Linked DNA regions of Homo sapiens: region 2 is linked to region 1. A link is a loop called in an ENCODE intact Hi-C map of the cell type or tissue named here. Cell type or tissue: heart right ventricle. All regions are shown on one strand. Links, peaks and the distances in the headings refer to the core of each region. The heading gives the core; the rest is flanking DNA.

Region 1 (8,276 bases), core at 1,987-6,986:
AGTCCTTTGGGAGTTTTGGAAAGAAGCAAAGTTTCTTTTAAGTGTCTTTTTTTTTTTTTGCTTTGGTTCTCTTTTTCCATTAATGATAAGCCTTTCTTCCACTGAGGTCCCAGGACCCCTCTGCTCTATCTTCTACCTTTCAAAGGATTTGATAAACTAGTTTATCCTATGATGAATGCATTATCCCTTCCAGGGGAATTTAATAAAAACAAGAAGTGTCAATTCAAATGAGTGATAGACCTTTAGTGTTGGATCTTCAGTTTGCAGGCAGCCTGATAATAGAGGTATTTTGGGGATAGGGCTGGGAGAACAGGAAAGGTATTTCCATTTTGCTGAAGCTCCACAACAAAAACAATTGTCCTCTCTGCTTGCCTGTAAAACTGTCCCAGCTTATATTTGTGATACAAATGTAGAATCATAAAAGCAGGAAACCTATGTCTGTTTGGCATACTTTGGTCCTAGGTTATATGTTGCCGTGCATTTTCTTCCAAATATTTCATGTGTGTTCATCTTCTCCCTTCAGGGATGCAGACTCCATTAGTTGATGCGGATTGCTCAGGGAGCATGTTTGTCTGAAATGACCAGAGTTCAAAGAAGCCAGTGCAGGAATCAGCTGGCTCCCTTATGGCTCAGTTCTCCCTAGTGTGGACTTGCACTGTCATGAGAAAAGTTCAAAGGACCCAGGCCACTTGACTGTTTCTCCTAAGGTCACACCATATCTGTGGTAGGAGCCCACAGTCTAGCTCGATCTCAGGTTCCCAACGCCCCAAATAAGGCTTTGTTTTGGTTTTTGTTACCATGCATCCCAGTCTGAAATATGGACTAACTTACCTACCACAAGATGTCTGGTGACTATGTGGTGATTTTCTTAGCCTGAAACCTGATTTACACATGATCACATGCTGGCTCTGCCTGTAACCTCACCAAGGGCTGGTTCTCTAACTGGCTTTGCTGCCCAAAGGAGAAAGAATGAATCTCTATTTCATAACCTTGTTGAAGACTGTAGCTCTTGAGAAGTCGAGATAACTTTGTTCTTTGATCAGACATTTACTACATGCTGGCTAAGTGCCAGGCACTATGGAAAGGCTGGAGATTCAAATATACATGGGTCAGTCTCTGTCTTCAAGAAGCTAACAGTCTGGTGAGGAAGAACATAGAGCTGTGATATATTCTGATGTATGTCATGCACTATCTGTGTGGATTAGATGCTATAGGAGTCTTGAAGTGGGAAAAATTAGTTTCATTTGGAGAGGAGTTGGGAGCTGTCTTCATAGATGAGGTGTGACATCTAGGCTGGGCTTGAACATAAGCATGGAGTTAGAGGAGGGAGGAAGATATTTGCATGAGAAAAAACACAGAGTTACGAACATGTCCGACATGTCTGGAAAATGTAGAGGCTGAGTGTGGCCACAGCATTGAATGAGCAGATTGGGGGAAAGATAAAAAATTCAGTAAAAAATTGTAGGTAGAACCAGATTGTGAAAGGTGATCATTGTCAAAGGAAGTTATTTGAATTGATAAGATGTATACATGAGAAAAATAAACATTGTTGCTATTTTATATGTATGGTAAAGGTAGACATCAAAAGAGAACAGTATTTATTATTACTATTAGTTCCTTAAAAGCATTAGTAGTTATTTGTTTTGCTCCTATTAGCATCATTCTGTTTTGGGAAATGCAAGTATTTCTAATTTTTACTCAGGGCACTTTAATCCTGGAGTTTCTGTTTGGTTTCATCTGGTATTATTGAAGGAGGAAAATGTGATACAGACATGAAATGATTTAGCAAAGGTCACATGAGGAAGTGGCAGAAATGAAATATGAGCCGAGGACTTCCAATTCTATGCCCTGCACTTGTCAAACACAGCAGAACCCAGGCTCTTTAATTCTGGGAAAGCTTGTGGTTTTATGTCCACAGGATGCTCCTGAACATCAAGCATGGAATCCTGTGTCAAAATGCCAATGGGTCAAATGAATGAGATTGGAAACAGCAAGATGTGAGGATTTGCCAATGACAAACATCCCTACAACTAGAGGGCAGACTCAATGGTGCTCACAGAGCATGGGTGCAGAGAGCCCAGTGCTGTATGTCTCCCTTGCACAGCCATGCACAGATGGCTGAAGAGTTGGCTTAGACACGGTCGTTCTCCTTCTTTTCTCTGCTATGCTGCCTCTTAGCTTAGGCAGGATTTCTGTCTCCTCAGTGGCCTTTAGTTTCTCCACTAAGAGTGAGAAAAATATTTTCTTGGTATTTTCAGAATATATAACAATAGTTGTTTTGATGTTGATGATATTCTGAGACTCCTAGAAATTAAATAATTTGCCTCAAGTCATATAGTTAGTCAGTGGAAGAGCTAAATTTGGATCCCAGTCTGTGTAACATCAAGGTTTGTCAAAACTATTATCCTTTTCTGCAACATAAAGGTGCTTCCAGGTCAGAATTTCCTTTGTTTCTAAGCCCAACTTATCTGGGGCTCTGCCTACACACTACATAGCATCAGTAGCTCCTTGGAGGAGTGTGAGTGTGGTGGGGGTAGTGGTGGGACTGTGGCTACTCTTTCACGTTGGAGAGATGTTCAGATTTGAAAGTAAGCTAGCTCAGATGTTTCTCAATTATAATAATCATAAAGTAATCATAAAGTAATTATAATAATACCTTACATATGGTTTGAGCTTAATGGTTTCCAAAGCATTTTATTTGCATAATCTAATTTATCACTCCTTGGCTTGGTGGATAGAGTGAGTATTATCCTTAAGAGAACTGAAGAACAGGTTGAAGGTTGAATAGAAATTTAGAAGAACTGAATAGATTTGAAATATTTTTAATTACAATCCACAATAGAAAATATATTTTCTGTTGTGATTCAGGATAATACCCTCTAGTGTGATCTATTTTATCCTATTCTATTTATTTCAGTAAAGAATGTTGGTCACAATCCAATAAATTGATTATATAATATGCTAACCAATTATGACTTTCAGTTTGAAAAACACTGGATAAGAAAACCTATTAAAGTTTCTCCTACTGCAATGTGATTATGATTCCATGATATGGTGGAGTGTGGAATCATGAATTGTTCATGCCATATCAAAACAAGTTTGAACTTTGAAGTAGAGTGAGGGCAGTGATCTCTTGCTCTTTCCTACTCTGCACCCCTGAATCTGATTTTCAAGGGCAATCACTTTCAACCCCTGATATTTGCCTCCCTCTTTCTAAGTAATGCTCTTAGACTGTTAGTTTTTAATATGTCAGTTTCAAACATTAGCGAATGAGTTTTTGTACAGCAACCTCCACTCATTAAAGTATTGAATTGACAGATGTCAAGATGGCAGCTCTATTGCTCCTGAAGCTATTGAGGAACATGGCTTATGTGTGCTGGATTTATGAATACCAATCTCCTGAACAAAACAGACCTCACCCCCAGTCACAGGCAATGCTGCTTCCCTTCTCAGGAGCAAAACCAATAGCATGAGAGCAGAGAAGAATACATATTCTTTGCAGGCAGGAAGATACCACAAAGAGAGTGAGAGGAGGAAAGGGCTGGATTGGATGTGTTCTATTCTCCCAAATTTACCATCCACAAAACCCAGTCTTCTTCTGGAGAGAAGAAAGTGAGAAGTGACAAGTGGCTCAGAAGGCTCTGCTAGGTTATGTCATCCACAAGGAAACTCACAGAATGGGAGACACACTTGGGCATGCATCCATCTAAGTTCTAAATAAACAGTTCAGGAGAAAATCCTACTTCTCTGGACTCAAAGCAGGAAATATGACTTTGAATAGCTGGTTAAAGGAAGCAGAAACATCTTAGTTAGAGAATTTTTTTGGATTATTGGCCTGGCTCAATATTGCTGTTTAATTGTGTTTTACCATTCAAAACCTTATTACCAGATGCTCAGGTCTGGGAAACCCAATTGTTAACATCATTGCACAAAATTAAATTAAATTTCCAAAGCCACATAAATATTAAGACAAAGCTATGGGTATGTCTGAACATAAATTAGACTGAAACTTAGACTGAATACTCTAAGAATGCTAGGCTTCTAAATGTCATTACTTAATTCACCGATCATCTAAGGTGGGGAGTGGAGTCTGTTCAGCACCACCAGCTGATTTTGGCATTGTTGTTAAGACCCAGACTAGAAATCAAATCTACAGCAGACAATGAATTAGGGCTATGTGTTAGGCTTTTATCTGAAGCCACAGACCAAATCTTGGAATCATTCTTAAAGGTCTGACTGCAATGGGAGGCCACACACAACACATAGGCACAATAGCATTAGGGCCTTCCAAGTTAAGCATGAGAAATTTAGTCATTTAATTATATGGCCTGTGCAAAAGATGAGATTGCCAACAGAACAGTATTCTGTTGCATTTTCCTGACCCTTGGGGATTACATTTGCAACTTGCACCAGCAAAACTTTTGGCATTTAATTCTATTAAAATCAAAGAGCCAAATTTCTGCCTCCTGTTACATGAGCACAGTTCTTACTGACGTCAATGCAAGCTGTGCATGCATAACTGAGGGCAGATTTTGGCCTGGGCTATAGACATGTGAGAGCTGGCACACCATACTCACATCAGAACTCTGTCCCACCCGGCCTTCTGATAACACGGCCTCCTCATTCGTCACTCTCTCTGCACACACTGGGAGCTGGGCCTTAACCCAAAACACAAATTAGAAGCATCATCTAATACAGAAATCTAAGCCGGATGCAAATTTAATGTAGATGTGGCACAAGCAACCTGAGTGGGGAACCATCTAACTGTAAATTTCAGCAACAGATTATGGGTCAGCTCCCCTTGAAGCAAACTCAGTGTCATTTCTGATTTATGCATTTAATTAGGTAGGTGAAGGAGGCTTGCACCCACTTCCATCTTACTCTTTGATTTTTACACTTGAGAATGCACTGCCTACACTAAAGTCAGGCCCCAAAATGCTAAAAATATTACTGTGCCTGGTACAGGGCCTGGGTCAGAAGATACAGCCTGGTGAATACTTATTGGATGAATGGATTTTTGTAAGGCAAGAGATGATGATAATAATAGTTCACAGTACACATTGCTAACTATATGTCAGGTGCTGCCTCATATATATTACTTAATCCTTATCACACCCTATCAGGTAGGTTTACTCTTTTATAAATCAGGAAACTATAAAGAAGTTAAGAAACTTAACAGCTGCCTGTAACCCCAGCACTTTGGGAGGCCGAGGCAGGCGAATCACCTAAGGTCAGGAGTTCGAGACTAGACTGACCGACACTGAGAAACCCCATCTCTGATAAAAATACAAAATTAGCCGGACATGGTGGCGCATGCCTCTAATCCCAGCTACTCGGGAGGCTGAGGCAGCAGAATCGCTTGAACCCGGGAGGTGGAGGTTGCAGTGAGCGAAGATCATGCCACTGCACTCCAGCCTGGCAACAAGTGAAACTCTGTTTCAAAAAAAAAAAAAAAGAAAAGAAAAAAAGAAAAGAAACTTAACAGCTAGAGGATGGTGACTAGGATGTGCATCCAGGCAGTCTTACTCCAGAGGTCAGGCTATTATTCACTCTGCTGAAGTGCCTCTCAGTTAAAATATAGGTATTGTTTATTACCAATTAGTTATTAGTCAAATAATATTTATTGACAGCTGGGCAATCCCACTGAGAAAGACAGAAATATCTTACCAGTTAGAAAAAAATAAATAAATTTTGGTGTGAATTTTTTTTTTTTTCATTAGAGATGGGTGGTGCGATCATAGCTCACTGCAGCCTCAAACTCCTGGGCTCTAGCGATCCTCCCGCTCCATCTTCCTGAGTAGATGGAAGTATAGGCATGAGCTATTATGCCTGGCTCTGCAGTGAATTTGTAGGACAAATTTTACATGTATCACATTTAAACAAATTTTAAGGTTACACTGACTATTCAACTAATGTTTCTGTAGTCACTGTTTTATTTATAAATTAAATATATTCAGGCTATGACAATGTTAGGAGGATTATTACAACTTTTTTAAATTTTATTATTATTATACTTTAAGTTTTAAGGTACATGTGCACAACGTGCAGGTTTGTTACATATGTATACATGTGCCATGTTGGTGTGCTGCACCCATTAACTCATTATTTAGCATTAGGTATATCTCCAATGCTATACAACTGTTTTTAATATGGGTAGTAGCCATTTTTTTCTTTATGGGAGCATGTCAGAAGCTATAGTTGAGTTTAATAAATATATATGATTTGATATATAAATATTCACTTTTACATAGAGGTTTGAGGGGCACACCTACAACCAGAAGATGAAACCTTTGTCCTTGCCCAAAATTCTACAGGCAAAAATGGGAAGAGAATGGTCCTGGTCTCAGAAGTTACCTGGTCTGTGTGGAGGAGTTTTTGAGCTTTGGTTTGGTTTTTGTATTGCCGAGTGTTCCTTTACGAGGCCTGTGGCTCAGCAACAGGCCTGTTTCTCATTCTGGGCACCTCGTTGTCTTTGGTGTCAGTTGGAAGTTCCTTACTTTGTCCTCCTACACTATGAACCCAGATTTCCTCTTTAGCTTATTGCTCATGAAGTCATCTCAGAGATGTCCCTTGTTGTGGTGGACAAATGATGAGCCACGGGAATCTAGGAAGAGGTCGAATTTGACTGCTTCACATGAAATGGGGAAGTCGAGAAAGGGAGCCTAAGAAGAAAGGAAAGTAGGGAATACTATTTTAGCAATATTGAATTTGAGATGATGGTAACTCATTCAAGTTGTTTGGAGAGTGAGGCATGGGACTTGTCCACGGTCACATTACTCAAGAGTAACATGAGTGAGGACATGAATCCAGGACACTTAACCATCAAAACCTTTATACTAAACATCCCAAAGCATGGCATAGGGCCAGAAACATTCCCTCAACCTTTTTTTTTTAACTAGACAGAAAGAGATTTGGACTTACATCTATTACAATCCTATCCCATTGCCAGGACCTGTGACACATATATGTTCCATGTGGTCTTGCCTGTACTTAGAAATATTGTGTTGCTTTGGCTTTCATTATTACCTCTTTCACCAATGTGTCTAAGTCCCAGTTAGATTATATAAAGTCTTCACGTGTTATCTTCTACTTCTTTAGAATCTCTCACAGAGAACATTTTCTGTTCTCATTTAAAAAATTTCAGAGGCAATCTGTAGACCTTCATTTTGGGCTTCTACGACCACCTAATGCAGAATTTATCTTCACAGTGTTCCTTAGTGATGGTCAGCAGCTTCTCTGTACATGTTTCTGGGGACAGCATATTTACTACCTCACAAGGCATCTACTACATCATTACCAAAGACTTCTAATTATTAAAATATAAATAAATTATAAAGATGAAAAACTCGACTCTTAAGAACTTTGAGTCACTAGCTCTACATTTTGGAGCAGGGATTTCAATCTGGAGCCCCAAGGGGGATCTTTTTCAAAACTGTATTTTGCTTGACCCACAAGGTGTTTTTAAAAATAATGAGCCAACATTGAAGAAATTGAGAGTTTTCACACAAAAAAAAGGTTTTTGTGGCTCTTTTTGGAAAAGTATGGTCTTGAAATACTGCACCCACATTTCCACAGGGCAACAATTAACTGGACCTTAGTGGGGGTTGCCTCCTTGAGATGAAGAACAAGTTCTCCAGGTCTCAACAGTCCTCCACTGCCTAGAGATTTGCATATCCTAGGGCTAATACTTGCCGTTCATTATCATGCATGTACTATCATTTTTTCAACATCTGGTTAGCTCCCTTATGTTACCTTTCTGAATCCTATAGGCAATTATTTACATTTCTGAGCCCTAGAATTGGGCAGCACAGACTAAATATGCATCTTTCCCTACAGAAAAGACTGTTCAAATAATTGAAGTCCACTGTGTCTTTGGTCCTCTTTTTGTAAGGTAATAAGTTTCAGTTCCTTCTAGTGCCATCACTGCTCTGCACATCCCTTTAATTGTCTAGGCCTCTTTTAAAACATAGTACTCAGAATTGAACACAGTGGTGGAGAGTTGGAATCACAGACTCCCATTATTCTTTTCAACTCTAAAGTTACCGTTTTTTCTTTTTTTTCTTTTTCTTTTCAGAGTCCGATAAACCTTAAATGTTGAGTAGATCGGGTGGATATTTTCTGTTTTGTCTGCACAGTGTCCTTTTCCTCGGGGCATAGCACTCTCCTCTTCTCTGGGACCTGCTCCTCTCCAGGTCCCACTCTGGGAATTGCTAACTGCTTGTTAGCAATTCTCTCTCCTTAGCCACAGAGATTCATCCCAGCATAGACACCTATCA
Region 2 (8,276 bases), core at 1,340-6,339, 60 kb before region 1:
CTCCTGTGACACATAGAGATTATAGTAACTACAGTTCAAGGTGAGATTTGGAAGAGGAAACAGCCAAACCATATCACAGAGCAAGGCCCTGTGTCAAAAATTAAAAAAAAAAGAAAAAAAAGTAACATATTTCACCAACATAACAGAATTGTAGAGCTGGTAGCGATCTTAAAGTTATTTCAAATTCCTCATTTCTCATTTTTAAGTGAAAAAACAAGACCAGAGAGATTAATTACATTGCCTAATATGACAGCAAGTTTGTGGCAGGTAGAGTTGGAATAAAGAGATCTCCTAGTCTGAGATTTTTTTCTAGCTCATCAAGTTTTTCTCATGATGTCTTTGTTGACAAGAGGAAGTATGGGCTGAATGAAGCACAGTTAGGTAGGTTTATAGTTGATGCAACAGCCACACTCCAAAAAATGTTTAAGATGTTTGTGTCAATTTAAAAAGAGATCTACAAAGGTGTACTTCAGTTTTCTGCCCCTGGCTCTGTCACTGTCATGTTTAATATGTTAATTATTGAATTGGAAAGAGGACACAAAATCTCTTACTAAATTTTCAGATAATACAAAGCTGGGAAGAATAGCGAACACATTGGAAGATAGAATGAATGTTCAAAAGGCTTTGGACTGACTGGAATAATGAGCTGAAACTAAGCTGAAATTTAATAGGGGGAGGATAAAAGTACTACAATTAAGTAAAGAAAAATCGACTGCCTTAATTCAAGATGGGGGGTAGTTTGTAGAAGTTTTAGTTGAATGCAAGTGTGATGCACGCCAGCAGGCCAGCAGTGTCATTTGGATGCCGAAAGGAATTGTTGCAATTTCAACCTATCTTAGAGGCATGACTGAGCCCTGATAAAGGGTAGTAATGGTCCCTTGGACAGACGTCTACAAGTGGAGCATGAGCTGGCCTCTAGACACCACATTTTCACAGGGATATTGACAATTACAGTTCTTTAGAGGAGAGTGATGGGATCATGAATGGTCTGTTGTGAAGAAAACCAGAAACAATTATCCTGAAAAGGAAGTGATTTATGGATGATTTGCTAATAATACCTGTCTTTAAAACCATTTTTTTCTTTGTTCAGTTTTTTAATTCATTCAATAAAGTTTTGTTCAGAACTTCCTAGTAAGTGCTAAGAATACAAGGGTAAGTAGGATAAGATATCTGCTCTTAAGAACCTCATAGTCTGATACTGTGTTTCCAAAAGCAGGATCTCTGGGCACCCTGGGTGCCCGCTAAACAGTGTAGAGTCCTAGACTCACCTAAGACCTATAGAATCAGCCCATGAGTGAAGCTTAGGCTATTGCATTTTTAGGAGCACACATATTAGCAGTAAAATTTGGTAGGTGTTGTGGTAGAAGTTTGTCTGATGTGCTTAGGCAGCATATGGGAAGGAGTAGCTAAATCTGTTTGATAGAGTCTGCCATGTATTAAAGGGAACAGAGATACTCCTGGATGTCCTAGAGGGAAGAATTATAGCAGTGAGTGAAAATTAGAGGGGCCAGTTTTCAGCACAGAATAATGAAGATTTTTTTTTTTAATAAAGAGGGGTTTCAAAGGTGGAACAGCCTTCCTAGTGAACAATGTACCTCCTCTTCCTGGAGATGATCAAGAAGGGGCCCAACAAACAAGTATACAGTGGTTTGGGGAAGAATGCTCCTGTCCCTCATCCTATGACCCACCTCCCCATAAAGGGGGTGCTTCTGCCAACACTCCCTTCCCCTTTCTCTTGACTTCTCACTTTCTCCTCCTTATGGGAGAGACTAGTCTGATTTCTTAGAGTCTGGGGCATTTTTGAGGCAATGTTTTCCTAGGGGAAGTTGGTCATATAAAGCACTTCCTTTATCAGGCTGGTGATTCCTGTGTTAGACATGCAGGCTTTTCATCTGGATAGTGTGGGTCTCAGAGACTGCTCTGCAGGAGCCCCTGGCATATCTGAGTGTGTAGGTTTCAAGGTGTATACAGAAGGTGGAAAGTAAGGACCTCAGTTTGCCTCAGGCTGTATTCTGCACTTTAGTTACCAGGACTTCTGCTTTAAGAAACACTGAAAGATTTCCAGTACATTAAGAAGCAGATATTTGAATCTCCATTTGGTTTGAAGTTCCATTATTGGATAGAGTTCTGAGGTAGGGGACAGGTGAGTTACACACCCACAAATCCAAAACATTTTTGTTTTATTTATTTTTTTTCATTTAGTGATGTCAGGAAACTAGCAGTTGGGCTTTCTCAGCACTCAGATGTCTTGTAGGCGGAAGGTTGAACCATTAGCCCTTCAGAGTTTTACTGTTGCCTGGATGCTCTAAGACCCTATTTGTTTATAGATTCTGGCTGATATTACTTGAACAATTGGTCCTTAAGTCTGCTGATCAATAATACCCATCTGTCAAATGGTTAGACCTTAACCTTACTTTCTCTTTTATGGCTTTAGGAATCCTCAAAAAGGTAGATATATCTCACATATAATTCAGGTTGTTGCCTTTATTTATTTAACAAATTGTGGTATATGCTGTGTGGTATGCTGTCCAGATCCTCCCTTGAGGACTGAAACACTCATTGACCCAGTTTTAGAGAGTTGGACAGTGTTGATTTCTAGTGGAGTCTCTCACCAGGAATTATCCTTTGCTGAATGTCACCTCATCCAAGGTGACACTTCCTTCTTGGAGGTAGCCCATGTGGTTAATAGAGGGGCATCCTTTTACCCAACTTGGGACAACTCTGTAGGGGCATCGCAGCTCTAGAGCTCCCCATGGAATGGCTGAGGATTTTGATGTGACTTATCACAGACCAGTTTCTCTCTCTGCTCAATGTTGCTTCCATCTGTTCCCATAGGGATGATCCCAAGAGCCCCTGCCCACAGTAAACTTCCTGGGTAGAAATTGTTGTTTTAGAAGTCTTATTCCTCCTAGGGAACCCAATCTGCAACACAAATGTTTGAATTTTAAAACTTAAAGAAAATCAAGCAAAAGTGCTTAGTGTATGGAATATAGCAGTGTGAAAAGAGCCTACTGTTCTGTAGTCTGTCTGTTTCAGCTACTGTCTTTCCCTGTTCTATGTTACGACTTGGTTAGACTTCACAGAACTGCCTTTCTGCTGATATTCACAGGGTGCTGCTGCACTCCTCTTAACCCCTATATTGTTGGGCATGTCTCCTTATTGCCTGTGGCTATGCTGCTGGTCACCTTGATGTTAGTGGCCTACTTTGCCATGTTGGCTATGTTAGACTCTGGATACCTTGGCAGAGTTGATGACCTATTCTTGGCCCCTATTCCTTTGATGTGACTGTTCTTTCTGCTGCCGTTTGATTGAAGCCTGTCTCCGTGTCTGCCTATCTTTGTTCTCTGAGTTGTTTGCTAGTGAGGGAACCTGTTCCCTTTCTTGTGCCAAGCACCATTAGATGTAGCTGTGTCCCTTGACACAGCTCTTTGGCTCCCTAGTGTAAAGTCTTTTATTTTCATTGTCCAGCCCTCTTTAGAGGTCACTTTCTCATGGAAATGCAGGTGCCTTTGAGTGATTCATTTCTTTCATATATTTGTTTTCATGCAGCTCTTTTCTTGCCTTGGATATGTAGTCATCCCTGGGGCCTGGTTGGGGTAGATGGAGAGTGTTTTAAAGATAGCCTCATATTATACCCAGAATAACTTCTCCCTTTCCTATAATCAGGTCCTGATACTAAGTTTATCCCTTCCAAGACTCCTATCCACTTATGGCAACTTTTTCTTTGGTGGCCTGGTTGTCACTCCTTGGAACATGGCTTCCCTTGAGATCTCCCCAATCTATCAGAAATGTCTGTATTTGTCTAGACGTTAATTATGGACACAACCCAAGTCATTCCCTGGGGGTCTTGGGCCCCATACCAGTAAAGGGATGCAGCTAGATTCTTATCTAAGTGTTCACAAACATTCCACTACAGTTGCCCTTAATAGCCTTGTGCACACAAATGACCTCTGGACAGGAGGGCGCCTAATTCCGCAGGCTAGCATATCTGAATCTCAGCCAGAATGCACTAATATGTATGACTTTGGAACTGTATGAAGTGATAATGTGTAATAAGAAGAAAAGTGAATCTGGAGTCAGATCTGGAGTCAGTCCTGTTAATGTCGCAAATCTATTGGTTTAGATTTTAGGACCTCAGTTTCCTCAACTGTAAATGAGGAAGTTAGAGTAGATTATCTCTAATAGCTCTTTCAGTTCTAACACTTTATGATTCTTTCCAGCCACTTGTGTCATCTTTCCACACTCTTTATTACCATGACTTTAATTGGGTCTGGCATGAACTCCTCTGAGGGACGACATTTCCAAAACAGTTTGCTGCTGGAATGCAGATGATACTTTTCCAGGGTTGAGACATATGCATTTCTTTGTGTGACCTCTGGATCCCAGCACAGAATTTTCCATCCTAGCCTTCCTGGGATTAATCAGATGCTTTAGGAGAGGCTCATCCAGGATTGCGCCTTTGAAACAGATTCTTGGGTAGAAATCAACAGGCTCACCTTTGTGCCTGGATAATATTGAACGCTGGAAAGAAGAAAGTTGGTCTAAGATATTCTTTAATAGATTTACTGCCTAATACTAAGTCCTTGAATTCTGCATGTAACAAAAAACAAAGAGTAATCAGTAGATTGTACACCCACATAACAAGACATTCAGTGGTTAGAATTCCCATAGACTGGTTCTAAGGGATCAACTGGTGTCATCACATACATGAATGTTTTTATACAGGATGTAAAGCCTAAAGACACAATCGTAAGGCTGGAAAAAATTGTGTGAAGACATGTTTTATTTTCTAAGAGTAAGGTAAATGAAATTTAAGCCATCTCAGATAGAAGATGACCAATGTTACCTATTGAAAATCAATAGAGAATTTATAATCCTCAGGAGGAAGCCTTTTCTCTTCTTGTTTATAATAATTCACTGTCTATGAAGCCTTCCTGTTACCACTATCTCTGAGGGGAGGTATTAGACAGAGAACTGGTACGGAGTCCCCTGAAAAGTCAGCCTTCTTCTTCAGTCTCCATCATCCATGTATCTGACAAGTTTCTTTAAAATGCCACTCCAGTCAGTTCCCTGTCTTCCTCACACCTCTTATGCCTTGGTTTAGGCCCTTATCATTTCTAATCTGGATTATTGTGATTGTATCTTAATTTAATAAACTCCAGTTCAACAGTGCAAGTAGAAAAATGAGTCCAATTTAAGATCTGATATTCCCAAATCCTCCCAACACATTACAAAAATTCTTATTCTTTTGCAAGCACAGGAGATAAGACTGACTAGTAATTGCCTAGCAGCCATAGTAGGGGAGTTAGAGAGGGAGAGAACTGGTTGTGGTGGCTCATGCCTTTGTAATGCCAAAACTTTGGGATACTGAAGCAGGAGGATTGCTTGAGGTCAGGAATTTGAGACTAGCCTGGGCAACATAGCAAGACACTGTTTCTAAATCATAGTTTAAAAACTTAACTGGGCATGATGTTGCACACCTGCTGTCCTATCTACTCAGGAGGCTGAGGTGGGATGATTGCTTGAGCCTAAGAATTTGAGACTCTAGTGACCTATGATCATGCCACAGCACCCAAAAAGAGAGAGAGAAAACTCATACAATGTTAGGCCCTGACAGTGCCAAGACTTGAAGAAAGATACCTTGGTACTATTCATCAAGCATAGTATTTCTTCATGAATAGTATACTGTCTATATTCCTGGGAAGTTCTACAGACTTGAAAGGAAGGTGTGAGGTTAACTGGGGTCTGATATGAGACTATGATTATCCTGCTTGCTTCTGTACTAGCCAGGTGCTGCTGCTGCTTTTTCTTATTTCTCAGCATTTTGCCTTGGCCTTGGGGATTGAGCTCAAGTAGTCCTGCCATATCCCTCTACACTAGATGCATCAACTTAGTTTTTCTACTCCTTAGTCTCATACTCCTTTAGCCTATCCTTCACATTGCTGCTGAAGTGATTTTTTCTAAAGTGCAAATCTTATACATTCTTTCACTCAGCGTTCCACGACAGCTCCCCACTGTCCTCAGGGTGCAATCCAACCTTCTCGTTGGAATAGACAAAGCCTTGTGACCCAGCTCTTGCTTGTCTCTTCTGCTTTTTCTTAGTTATATCGTCTTGTCTTTGTCTGTGCTGTCATCTTGGCTTTGTCTACTTATACACCTCATGTGGCTTGGCTCATTCCAGCTTATCCCAAGAGTCCCTTCCTCTGGAAAGCTGTTTCTAGTCTCCTTTCCCTCTCCCAATTATCCTGATATTCATGGGGTTTCATTCCCTTCTCCTGTGAGTTCTCATAGAATCCTAAACTTGTTTTTGTCACAGAATTCATCACACTGTATTATTTGCTTCAGGTCTGTCCCTCCCACCTGGCTGGAATCTTCTCGAGGCCTAGATCTCTGTTTCCTTTTTATATCTCTTGCTCTAGCACTAAAACCGGCCCATAGTATATGATTAATATGTGTGGGGTGGATACATGGCATGGAAGGACTCCCTAACAAGGGTGATCTAAAAATGATTTTTTACTGAGTACAAAGCCTAACTGCTAATGTCCCTCCTGCCCCAGTTTGTAGATATATGAGTTATGATATATTGAGACCTTGAAAGAAAAAATTCTCAGAAAGTGGCTATTTCTACATAACAACACGTTGTTATTGTTTGGGTGTTAAATTTGGTGATTTTGTTCTTTTTCATGTTTCACTGTAGAGTATGAATCCTATTTTTAGGTGGTTCTTCTAATTCAGTCATTTCACTGACAGAGATAATCTAGTTCCATTATCTCTGTTAAAACAACTGGATCACATTTATTACTCCAGTGAGTTCCCATAGAATTCTGAACTTATTTCTGTCACAGCATTCATCACACTGTATTGCAATTATTTGTTTCAAGCCTGTCCTTCCCACTGGGGATTAGGTGTGGATTGAAAAAATTTAGGCAGAGCTAGTCCCAAGAGGAAACCAGATCTAAGGTCCAATGTCAAAACAGGGTCAGGCATCAGAAGCCCATTGAGTAGTCTAACAATGTAATGTACATGCATGTCATATGTCAGAGCAAAGCAGTGGGCTAAACCCGGGAAAGTGGTCAGAAATCAAGAGAGCAGATCCCACAGGTTAGGTGAGGCAAGACTGATGGCCTAAGGACTTGGCAGGCAAAGAGAGAGAAGCAGCTAGGAAGGGGTCAGGCAAGGGAAGACAGGCCACAGCAGAATGGAGGACACATTCATGGAACCTCTTCCATTGGAACCTTGATCCTGAGGCAGAGCCTGGCCCATCAGAAGGTTCCTGATGTCCTTTGTAATAGCACATATTATTGTCACCACTAATTCTGTCTAGACCTACAGCATGGTATTTGTAGTTGGCTAGAGTCAATCTGAAGGTAGAAAATAACAACAAATATTAGCTGTTAGAGTGCTTTGATGTATCTTGTGGTACTTTTACTTGTTGTATAGCCTCTTATAAACCTATATAATATCTCCTATTAAATAATAAATTCCTTGAGAGCAAATACCATGATTTTCTATCTTTAGACTTCCTATTACACTTAATGTAGTGCTTTGGATATATCACATATTCAGTAGTATATAATGAATATGTTAGTTAGTTCTCATGCTGCTAATAAAGACATACTTGAGACTGGGTAATTTATAAAGAAAAAGAGGTTTAATAGACTCACAGCTCCACATAGCTGGGGAGGCCTCACTATCATGGCAGGAGGTGAAAGAGGACCAAAGGCACGTCTTACACGGTGGCAGGCAAGAGAGTGTGCAAGGGAACTGCCCTTTATAAAACCATCAGATCTTGTGAGACTTATTCACTATGATGAGAACAGCATGAAAAAAACCCACCTCCATGATTCAGTTACCTCCCCCTGGGTCCCTCCCACAATATGTGGGGATTATGGGGGCTACAATTCAAGATGAGATTTGGGTGGACACAGCCAAACCATATAAATAAATTAGATTAAAAGTTAGAGGTTATGTTATTAAAGTTTCTTGGAGATAACTGAGTGGCTTTAGTGAGTCCCCAAAAGTCCACTTAAGCCACGTGTGGGCTCAGTCATTGTTAATGCCAATCACAGTTTTTTGTTCTGGATAATTAAATGTTTGAGGTCTGAGTGACACTGGAAAATAATTTATGCTCTGAGGAGATGCATTGGGATCATTGGTGAATCAAAGAAAAAGTAAGTTTTCTTGGGACAAGATCCCTGTTAGAATGTCTTGGGACAAGATCCCTGTTAGAATCCCTGTTAGAATGAGAATATCAGATTGTGTGTTCATTAATTAAC

The links. A loop is a pair of places that touch in the nucleus more often than their neighbours do. Peaks named below come from ENCODE experiments on the same cell type or tissue, not always from the same donor. Only the 100,000 strongest peaks of a DNase experiment are listed, where the experiment ranks them.
Region 2: it touches region 1 in a loop (5-fold over the local background); 1 of 110 quality-filtered maps calls a loop at or near these places.

Annotation. Positions count from the first base shown.
Region 1 is chr1:176,490,098-176,498,373 of GRCh38, forward strand. The region is part of intron 1 of PAPPA2 (pappalysin 2); the gene reads left to right. Among named protein-coding and RNA genes, the nearest start is that of PAPPA2, 31 kb to the left of the region's middle. In heart right ventricle, for the core only: no CTCF peak of the experiment used is centred there; a DNase peak (open chromatin) is centred at 4,564; H3K27ac peaks cover 373 bases.
Region 2 is chr1:176,431,102-176,439,377 of GRCh38, forward strand. No RefSeq gene overlaps it. Among named protein-coding and RNA genes, the nearest start is that of PAPPA2, 28 kb to the right of the region's middle. In heart right ventricle, for the core only: no CTCF peak of the experiment used is centred there; no DNase peak of the experiment used is centred there; H3K27ac peaks cover 356 bases.